Regions from separate parts of the Homo sapiens genome. Here region 1 is linked to region 2. Evidence: chromatin contacts called from ENCODE Hi-C data. All regions are on one chromosome and are shown on one strand. Each heading gives the region's core, a stretch centred on a gene start or an enhancer-like site at or near the end of the contact. The rest is flanking DNA. Distances are from core to core; before and after follow the strand shown.

Region 1 (4,996 bases), core at 1,709-4,208, 670 kb before region 2:
TCGAGACCAGCCTGGGCAATATAGTGAGCCCTGGTTTCTACAAAAACCTGAAAAAAAGTTAGCAGAGAGTGGCAGTGCACACCTGTCATCCCAGCTACTTGGGAGACTGAGGTGAGAGGATGGCTTGAGCCCAGGAGGCAGAGGTTGGAGTGGGCCAAGATGGTACCACAGCACTCCAGCCTGGGTGACACAGAGAGACTCGATCTCAAAACAAACAACAACAACAAAACCCACCAATAAAAATAACCAATATAATAAGATCAGGAAGTTTAAAGTAGAGGTAATAAGATCAGAAGTTTAAAGTGGAGAAAAAAACTATCTGCATCTGTCTCTGTGTGCCAGATATTTTACCTCATTTAATATTCACAAATACCATACAAAACAGCCATTTCTATGTTTTCCCTTTTCACAGGGAACTAAAGGCAACAACATCTCTGGGCCTAGAGAAACAGTAAATGGCAGAGTCAGGGTTTGAACCTATATCTCTTTGACTCTAAAGTCTTTGCCCCTTCCCCCATCATGCTATTTAAGAAAGATCACATATACTAAACAAAAATTTGAAATCACTCCCACTTTTCACTTGCCATTTATTTATTTATTTATTTATTTCTGAGACGGAGTCTCGCTCTGTCGCCCAGGCTGGAGTGCAGCAGCCAGTCTCTTTACTTTTTAAAAGACAAGTGACAAGGCCAGGCACGGTGGCTCATGCCTATAATCCCAGCACTTTGGGAGGCTGAGGCGGGCAGATCACGAGGTCAAGAGTTCGAGATCAGCCTGGCCAACATGGTGAAACCCTGTCTCTACCAAAAATACAAAAATTAGCCAGGCGTGGTGGCGCACGCCTGTAATCCCAGCTATGCAGAGGCTGAGGCAGGAAAATCGCTTGAACCTGGGAGGCGGAGGTTGCAGTGTGCTGAGATCGCACCACCGCACTCCAGCCTGGTGACGGAGTGAGACTGTCACAAAAACAAAAACAAAAACAAAAAAACAACAAAAGAAAGAGAACCAACAAAAAAAAATTTTTTTAAGAGGATGTAAATGTTATGTATTTTTTTAGTTGGACTAGTTCCACTTTGACACCTAAAATGATTTTTTTTTTTTTTTTTTTTTTGAGACGGAGTTTCACTCTTTCGCCCAGGCTAGTGTGCAGTGGCGCGATATGGGCTCACCGCAACCTCCGCCTTCCGGTTTCAAGCGATTCTCCTGCCTCAGCCTTCGGAGTAGCTGGGATTACAGGCGCCCGCCACCACGCCAGGCTAATTTTTGTATTTTTAGTAAAGACAACGTTTCGCCATGTTAGCCAGGCTGGTCTCGAACTCCTGACCTCGTGATCCGCCAGCCTCGGCCTCCCAAAGTGCTGGGATTACAGGAGTGAGCCACAGCGCCTGGCAAAATGATCAATATTTATAAATACATCTGTCCAACACATAATGACTTGTTGAACTCATCTAACTTTCTCTGGATGCTATTTAGGGAATAAAATACAGGACAGGAGTTGATTGTTATGAACATATAAGGAGAGAAGCAAAAGCCCCATGCTAATATTGGCCATATCCTAGAAGAGGAGGAAATTATAAGTTCTAGGTCAAAAAAACTTTTGTTGGTTACAGGGTTTCAGAGTGATTTCACTAGAGGCCACCAATGGTCGCCTCTTCTGTTTCTAGATATCCTGTTTTCCTTCTTTCCCAAGCATTCCCCAGATTGTCCATGAAGCCTTTTTTTCCCACAGTGTCAATGCAGCTAACCAACCATACATCTAGCTCAAAAATTGTTAAAAGAATTGAACTGGTAACCTGTCTCAAAGCAAAAGAAAAAAAAGTAACAGCATTTTACATTTGGGAGGTGTTTTATATCCTGAGAAAATCTGGGTTCAGAGACTCTTTTTACTGTATTACAAGGGCTAACTGAGGCTGGGAGACAGGAAGTGACCGAGGGCCGAGCGTGAGTTGGCAGCAGGGCCAAAGGTTGAAGCTTGATCTCAGAACAGCACTCCCGGCTTTCCCCATCCCCGACCCGGGCCGAGCCTCAGGGCTGGCTCCGCCCTAAAGCTTGCGGGGACGGGGCTCGAGAGTGCCAGCGGCAGCCCACAGCACGCCTAAAATAACACCCCGCCCCACGGGCCTCCTTTCTAGAGTAAAGACACGTTCGGTGACAGTGCGGAGTTTAGGGAACCAGAGGGAAGGCGCGGAGAAGAAAAATAGGTCTCTCCTTCAGACAACTGTGGGCGCACACGGCCTCTAACCCAAATCCGCGCTCCTGCTGCCTTCACCTGCCACACGATCAGCGACACGCTAACCTCTGCGCGCTGGGGGACCCCCAAAGGTTGGCCTCCGGGATCCCTCTCCCAGCCCACTCTAGAGACGAATCTGGTCCCCAAAATGTAAGAAAAGAAGGGGCGCAGGAACAAAGCGACCTCAAGCGGTGGCCCCCAAGGCGGGCGGGCGCGGACTACAAGTCCCGGCACGCCGCGCGCCGGCGGCCCTCGGCCACTGCCACGCGGGCGGCGCGGTGGCCGCCGGGACTCGTAGTCTGCGGCTCGGCGACTCCGCGGGGCGCGGACTAGGGGCGGCGGGACAGGCCGGCCCGCATCCCGTCAAGCCCCAAGGAGCCCGCCTGCTGCCCGGGCCTCACCTCGACGATGCGGGCGCACTGGGTCCCCTTGCCGGCGCCGGGGCCGCCGAGGACGAACACGACCAGCGGCTTCATGAGACGTGGAGAGCAGAGGAGAATCGGCCGGCGGGTCTGCAGCAGGAAGCTAAGGCCCAGGACGTGGAGCAGCCCGCTGCGGCAGCGGCTCAGCATACACCGCGCCTCGGCCGGACGCTGAGGGAGCTGACAGCGGCCGGCGCGGCGCGGGGCGGGGCGGGGAGGCGGCGGGAGAAAGGGGCGGGCTGAGCCGGCGCCCGCCGCGGCCCCGCCGCCGTGGCTGCCCGGGCGTCCGCGGCCCTGTCGGAAGGGGAGGAGCTTCGCACGGCGGCGGCGTCTCGGCGACACTCGTGCGGTCCGCGCCAGCTTTCCTCCAACCCTTGGGTGGTTATTAGTGCTTTCTGACTGCAGATATTTTATCCTGCGCCCTCAAGTGTCTGGTGCTGAGCTGGAGGCTGGGACGTGATCCGCGGGAGAGCAAAACCTATTGTCTCTGCTCGCAATGAGTTTCCATTCCAGCCAGTGAGGTATGGGGAGGTAGCCAGTGTGAATGAGTAAACACCAGTACATACAAAAGGCAGTACGATTTTGAAGAAATAACAAGTAGGACATAAGATGGCCAGGGTCGCCAGAGAAGGCTTCAGAAGAGGTGACATTCAAGCCAAGACAAAAGGATAGAAAAGAGCGAAACCAGGCAAACACCAGGATAGAGTGTCCCACAGAGAAAAGCATGTGCAAAAAATCTAAGTTGGTTTGGCATGTTAAAGCAATTGAAGGAAGGCCTGGCTGGGCGCGGTGGCTCACGCCTGTAATCCCAGCATTTTGGGAGGCTGAGGCAGGAGGATGGCTTGAGCCCAGGAGTTCGAGACCAGCCTGGACAACATGACGAGACCCCGTCTCGACCAAAAATTTAAAAGCCGGGCACCGTGACCCGTGCCTGTGATCCCAGCTACTGGGATGTTCACTTGAGCCTAGGAGCCGTAATAGCACCACTGCACTCCTGCCTAGGTGACAATGAGACTGCTTCAAAAAAAAAAAAGGAAAAAAGGCCAGTGACAGTGAGACCAGGGCTGAGTCAAATGAGGGGAGAATGGAAGGTGAAAAGTTGAGAAAGTGAGGTCGGTGGCAGATCAGGACTTTTGATTATGGAAAGGAATTTGGGCTGTATTCTAACAGCAATGGAAGCCCTTTAACTCCGTTCGCCTGCCCCCTTCATTAGGGAAGAATCTTAAGGGAGAAGAAAAGGAGACGTTCAAGAACTGAGCCTTGGTGCATACAGGCCTTTAAAAGGCCTTCTGGCCAACGTTAAGAGCTCATTTGATATTTGAGGTAACGGATTCAAAATAATTGAAGATGTTTGGCCATTCAGGCACAGGCAGAGAAGGCAGCTTGTTGCATTTACTGAGGGTTGGGATTTTGCCTGGCAAGTACAACAGAGAGAGGGGGCCAAGTGATGAGAGTGTTTGGAAGAGAATGTTCATGATGCTGTGTGTAGAATCAAAACCATACAGGAAAGCAAATAATGGCACATGAAGCCTGGTAGTGGAGGGGTTGGAGGGTGGTGGGGAAAGGGACCAATGTCTTAGAGCATTGGCCCAAGAAAGATTGCAGTGGGGTATATGAGCAAGTGCTCTGGCAGTATGGATGCTGCTGGTCTGAGTGGGATATTTGGAATTGAAATGTCCCAGCTTCTGAGTTTCTGATGATGCCAAGGTCCAGGGTGAGACCATGGGAATGGAAGACTGAGGCAGAATGCATGTCCTGTTTTTAGAACTAAGAGTCCAGGGTGTTAGATTTGTCGTACAGGTACAAGTTCAAGTCAGATAGTGCTGGAGTGAACAAAGACTATGGGAAAGGAACTAAGCTGTTTAGGGCAGAGTGACCAGGACGTTAGTAAACGAAAGCAAACAGGAGAGGAAGATAGTGGTATAGCCCTCTGTCTGACCACCCCCATTCTCCTTTTTCTTTTGGTGGTCCTTTCTTAGCTCACTCAGCATTTTCTGGCTCTTCCCCATCTCTACTCTCTCTCCTTGCTTTCTTTTTGTTGTTGTTGTTTTTACTTATTCCCATCCTTCCTACCCTTCTTTTCCCATTTATAAGTCCCTCCCTTCTCCCTGTCTCTTTTCCTGTCCTTCTCCTCACCTACTTGCCTTTGTTTGCCCTTCTTTTCCATTCTCCCTTTAATTTCTACCTCTTTCCTCTCCACAACTTCTACCTTTTCCTTCCCACCATAGAAAGGAGAATGGGATATTTTTTATTATCACAGCTGGAAAAAAATTTTTTTGGGGGGGATAGAGTCTCACTCTGTCACCCACGCTGGAATGCAGTGGTGCCATCTTGGCTCACTGCA
Region 2 (4,881 bases), core at 479-2,978:
CTAGAGCCAAGAAAGTCCTAGGCAAACTGGAATAAATTAGTCACCCTTGGGAGAGTTTCCATCCTTGCCTCCACATATCCTAAATCCCACCAGCAGCCAGCATGATCCTTTTAAAAAGTAGATCATGTTACTCCACTGCTTAAAACATATAGTAACTTCCGATCTCATTCGATTTAAAATCAAAGTCCTTAACCAAGGCCTAAGCAATCTAACTAGCCCTCCCTATACCTTCTTGGTCTCATTTCTGCTGCTGTGCCCTCACTCATTCAGACTCAATAACCTCCTCATCAGGGCCTTTGCACTTGCTGTTTCCCCTACCTGGAAGGCTCTTCCCCCAGCATTCCCACATTACCTTCAGGTCTCTGCTCAAGTGTCCCCTTATCTCTATCTCTCTTGGCCTGCTGTTTTTCTGCATACCATGTAGCATCACCTAACATTATATATTTACTGTCTGTTTCACTCCACTAGAATGTAAGCTCAATGAATTAATATAAACAAGGATCTAAGAACTTCAGATAATGATAACTGCTATAAAGAGAATGCAATAGAGTGATGGGATAAAGACTATAAAGAGATGGAGGGGTTGTCATTTAGGTCCCTTGGAGGTGCTTACATGTGAACTGAGCCCTTAGATGATGAGGAGGCAGCCACATGCAGATCCACAGAGAAAACAGCAAGTGTTAGGAGTGTGAGCCAGGTATGGGCTGGCATACTTGAAGGACTTATTCATCTTCCATTACACTGTTCCTCGCACAGGGCAGGGCTCAGGGCTGATCTCCATGAGCATAGGTTGGATTGAGCAGAGTTGAAGGCTCTGCCCCTGTCCCAGGAGGGGCTTCAATCAGACAAAACCCAGACAAGAAGGACCTGATGATGAGTACTGTCCCAGAGAGCCCACTCCAGGACTGGCCCTGTTCTGTGAGCAGGTGGGACACAGAGATGTTAATGTCACTGTCCCTGACCCTAGGAGCTCACACCTGGTTCAGACGGTAAGGAAGATTGTGGCATTTGGGTTGAGAGAATGGAAGGAGAGAGGATTCCAGGGGTCAAAAAGGGCCTGAATAAGGACTCTTCAAGGAGTAATCCTGGTGTTTCTTTGGGAGAGAATAGGTCACTGTGGCTGGAGTTCAAGGAGGATGTCAGGAAGCAGAGGAAAAGGAGGCTTGGGAGGCAGCTGCCATCTTGAAAAGAGCTCAGCTGTCGGGTAGAACTTGAACAAGTCACATAATTACTCTCGGCCTCAGTTTCCTTATTTGTTAGATGAGGATAATACTGCCACACAGAGTATGAAGCCGCTCAGTGTCCTGCACATAGCAACCTCAGTAAAGAGAAGCTTGCTGCTGTGATTATAGTTGATGAAAAGACCTTCGATGCTGAAGGACGGACTACTACATCGAGTGCCTGGCACTACAGCGAGTGCCAGGGGCAAGCACCGCGAGGACATGGAGATCCGCTGGCTTTAGAGAACGGACTTGGCGCGCAGAGGCTGCTGGTCCCAGAGGGAGGAAGGGCGTTGAATTTGGGCAGCCTCCCTGGAGGAGGCGGGCCGTGGCATACACAGGGCGGCGAGAGCGCGCAGTGCCGGGGCCAGAGCGGCGCGCCCCCTCCTCCCCGCCCCGCCTCGCCGCTATCCCGCGCCCGGAACCTTGGGCGCGCGGAACCTCGGTGCCGGAGCGCGGGCGCGGCGCACTCGGAGCGGGATGGAGCGGGCGCGCGGGCCGCGGGCCGAGGCCGACGCGCCTGAGGAGGAGGAGGAGGCGGGGGCGGCCATGGCTGCTGTGGTGGTGGCGGCTGCGGGTGGCGCGGGACCGGCGGTCCTGCAGGTGGCCGGTCTCTACCGGGGCCTGTGCGCGGTGCGCAGCCGCGCCCTGGGCCTGGGGCTCGTGTCACCCGCGCAGCTGCGCGTCTTCCCAGTGCGCCCCGGCTCGGGCCGGCCCGAGGGGGGCGCCGACAGCAGCGGGGTCGGGGCCGAGGCCGAGCTCCAGGCCAACCCTTTCTACGACCGCTACCGCGACAAGATCCAGCTGCTGCGCAGGTGCGGGCCTGGGTTGGCTGGAGGCGGGCAGGAGGCGGGAGGAGGGGCGGCCCGGGCTGCTGGGCCTTAGGACAGCCCTGTGAGGTGGGCACTAGTACTGTCCCAGCTCTTCAGATGATGTAGCCAGGCTCCGCGAGGCTAGGTCACTTGCCCAAGATCACACAGCTAATTGGTGTCAGAGCTGGGAGTCTCTGCAAAGCCCTGGCTCGTTCCACGTTTGTCTGCTTTGGTTCTCCAAACGCTAAGGTGGACTCTTATGACAGCCCTGAGGCAGGCAGCTCAGAGACACCTGTCCTCATTATAGAAATGGGAAAACGCCTTCTAGAGAAGGGACTTGACTTGCTCAAGGTCACATATTAAGATAGCTGAGGCCTGGCTCAGAGCTGGAGTTCCCAGGCTGGTGGTAGCTTAGGGCCTTGACTGCAAGGAAAGGCGACTGGGGATGGGAGGAGGGCATCAAAGACTAATAGTGTCACAGTCGGATCACCCATTGAACCCTCTTAAGGAGACTGAGGATCAGCGAGAGTAAGAGACTTGCCAAAGGTCACACAGCTGTTTGGGATTTGTCTGACTCTGAGTCCAGGGTCCCTAACACCACCTCTTAGCTTCCAGAGGGAAGGATCTGGAGCTTAGAGGGGCTTAAGGTGCATATGAGGGGCTATAGGAGCATCTGAAGAGTTCAAGTGGGAAGAGCTAAAGGAGATCAGAGGTGAAAATTAAAGGGGCTTGGGAGAGAATTTAGCAGGGTAAGAAGGTAGTTGTCTTATGAAAGGAAACCAAAGACTTAGTACTGTAAATTTGAGTTCTGTCTCATCTCTACTTCCACTGCCTTAATCTACTCCATCATCGTCACCTGGGCTGTTGCCATTATCCTCTAACTAGAGTTCCCTACTTCCATTCCTGGACTACTTTACCCCAGTTCCTCTCACTGCTACTGTAGTGATCTTTCTTGCCATTTGAAACAGTTATGCAGTAAATGAATGAGTATTTTTGCTCTCCTTCCAGCAGCATTGAGATAGTCTCAAGTATTTGTCATCTTAAAAGCCTTTCTTTGATGTACATTCCCCTCCAGGCTTCTCTCGTTGATCTGTATTTGATCTGTTTTACACACAAGCATCTCTGAAGAGTTGTCTACTTGTACTTTGAATACTTTATCAGCATCCATTTATTCTTACCCACTCATGAACAAATAAATAACTGGTTTTACCGTCCTTCCCCACTGGATCATTCCCATCAACATTTACACATACTGTTATCCCCCCACTGACCTCTAAATAACATCCAAACTCCTTAATGTTTCACACAAGTTCCTCATACCCTAGTCCCTGCCAGTCTCTCTCTAGTTTTATCTGTTAGCAAACTTCCTTTGAAAAAGAATGGAGAGGAGGGGATGTTCCAGGTAAGGGGAGCAGCAACATAAACAAAGGTACAGAGGCATGAAACCACCTTAACCATTTGGGGATGTTTGAGCAAATTTTCATCATAATACCTGTTGTACTTTCATTTGTTTACTTTTATGCCTGTCTCTCCCACTGGATAGTGAGCTCCTTGAGGTAGGGAGTCTGACTTATTTATTTCTATATCCTCAGATCCCAGCAACAGCTTCACTGCCCAGGCTGTCCCTTGCCCTCTCTACCCCTTCACTATGGCAGGCCCAGTTGCAGCTGTAGCCACTAGCAGGGTTGACCCTGGTCCTGGTACAGCCCCCAGGGCTGCTTGCAGCTCTGGCCAGGCAGGTGCCATGCCCGACTAAGCAGAAACCCCTGGTGAGGCTCTTTATTGAGGAGGAGCCGGCCCACTACAGAGAGAAGAAAAACATCCCATCTACATGACAGTGAAGGGAGTGGTGTTTTATGTCACCTCCAGAAAGGAATTTTATGGAAGAAGGGGCCCCCTATAATGCATTGACCAGGAAAGTCCACCAGAGGGATAGCCAAGATGTCCCTGGGTCCTCCAGACCTCACCCATGAAACTCTGGGTCTCATGGCCAAAGAGCTGGAATCCCTGGATGATATCTTCACCAAAGTGTACAAAACCAAATATCCCATGGTTAGCTACACAGTCTGAAGAATTCTTAATAGGGACAGCACCCCAGCCTGGACTTCAAACCTGAAGACCAACCCCATTTTGACATAAACAATGTGTTCTGTTGTTTCATCTCCAAGAGCAGCTTCTTTGGAGGGTAGGTTAGGGAGATACTCAGATGCTAAATCTTCTGCAAAATAGGCTACCTAAAGCCTCTGAATCACCAGGATCTGAATAAAGCAGATGTTTAACCTGGTTGGGGGGACATATTTTCAAGAACTGGATGTATTCAAGTAAAAGCTTGACACCTAGTAAGGAGGCTATAGGATTCTTGTCTGAAGAGGTGATCCAGCAAGATGACCTCAAAATTCTAAGTACCCTGAATGTAAGTACCTGAGAGACTAAGCCCTGTGTAAACCTAGGGAACAGCCTGCAAAAGAAAAATGTTACACAGGCCCCTTGAGGATTAACAACAGTTGAATAACAGGATTTCTTTTTCCAGTTTCTTTATTTCTAGGCCTGTGCCCAGTTCTTACTAACTGAAGGCAAATTTTTCAACCTCTCTGAATGGCAGTGTCCTTTCTCTGTAGAGGTGGAAAGTGATGCTTTGTTATTTTAGAATTCAAAAAGGCCCAGTTGGTTTACCCTTTGGTTTACCTCTGATCAGGTCAGACCCAGCTGCTTTTGAGTCCCGCCTGGAGAAACGCAGTGAATTTCGGAAGCAGCCAGTGGGGCATTCCAGGCAAGGTGATTTTATCAAATGTGTGGAACAGAAGGTAAGACCTTCCCCCATTTGTGGTGTTTGCTTACCAGCACTCCTT

The links. Hi-C counts contacts between places; a loop is a spot of excess contacts on that map. Pooled maps may share reads with other maps.
Region 1: a loop to region 2 is called in a pooled map, with 4 times the contacts of the local background. The contact joins the promoter of CMPK1 here to the promoter of ATPAF1 in region 2. A Hi-C loop is called at or near these places in 9 of 50 pooled maps.

The regions. Positions count from the first base shown.
Region 1 is chr1:47,331,752-47,336,747 of GRCh38, reverse strand. It overlaps CMPK1 (cytidine/uridine monophosphate kinase 1), which reads right to left and starts at 2,958. Exons shown (of 6, transcript NM_016308.3): 1 at 2,632-2,958. The coding sequence starts at 2,802. RefSeq lists enhancers at 1,836-1,895, 1,412-2,215, 2,216-3,019 and a silencer at 2,406-3,045.
Region 2 is chr1:46,665,211-46,670,091 of GRCh38, reverse strand. It overlaps ATPAF1 (ATP synthase mitochondrial F1 complex assembly factor 1), which reads left to right and starts at 1,728. Exons shown (of 9, transcript NM_001394565.1): 1 at 1,728-2,035; 2 at 4,728-4,836. The coding sequence starts at 1,770. It also overlaps the pseudogene NENFP1 and a transcript of TEX38 not described here. RefSeq lists enhancers at 1,279-1,428, 3,224-3,752, 3,753-4,282 and silencers at 1,941-2,111, 1,539-2,158.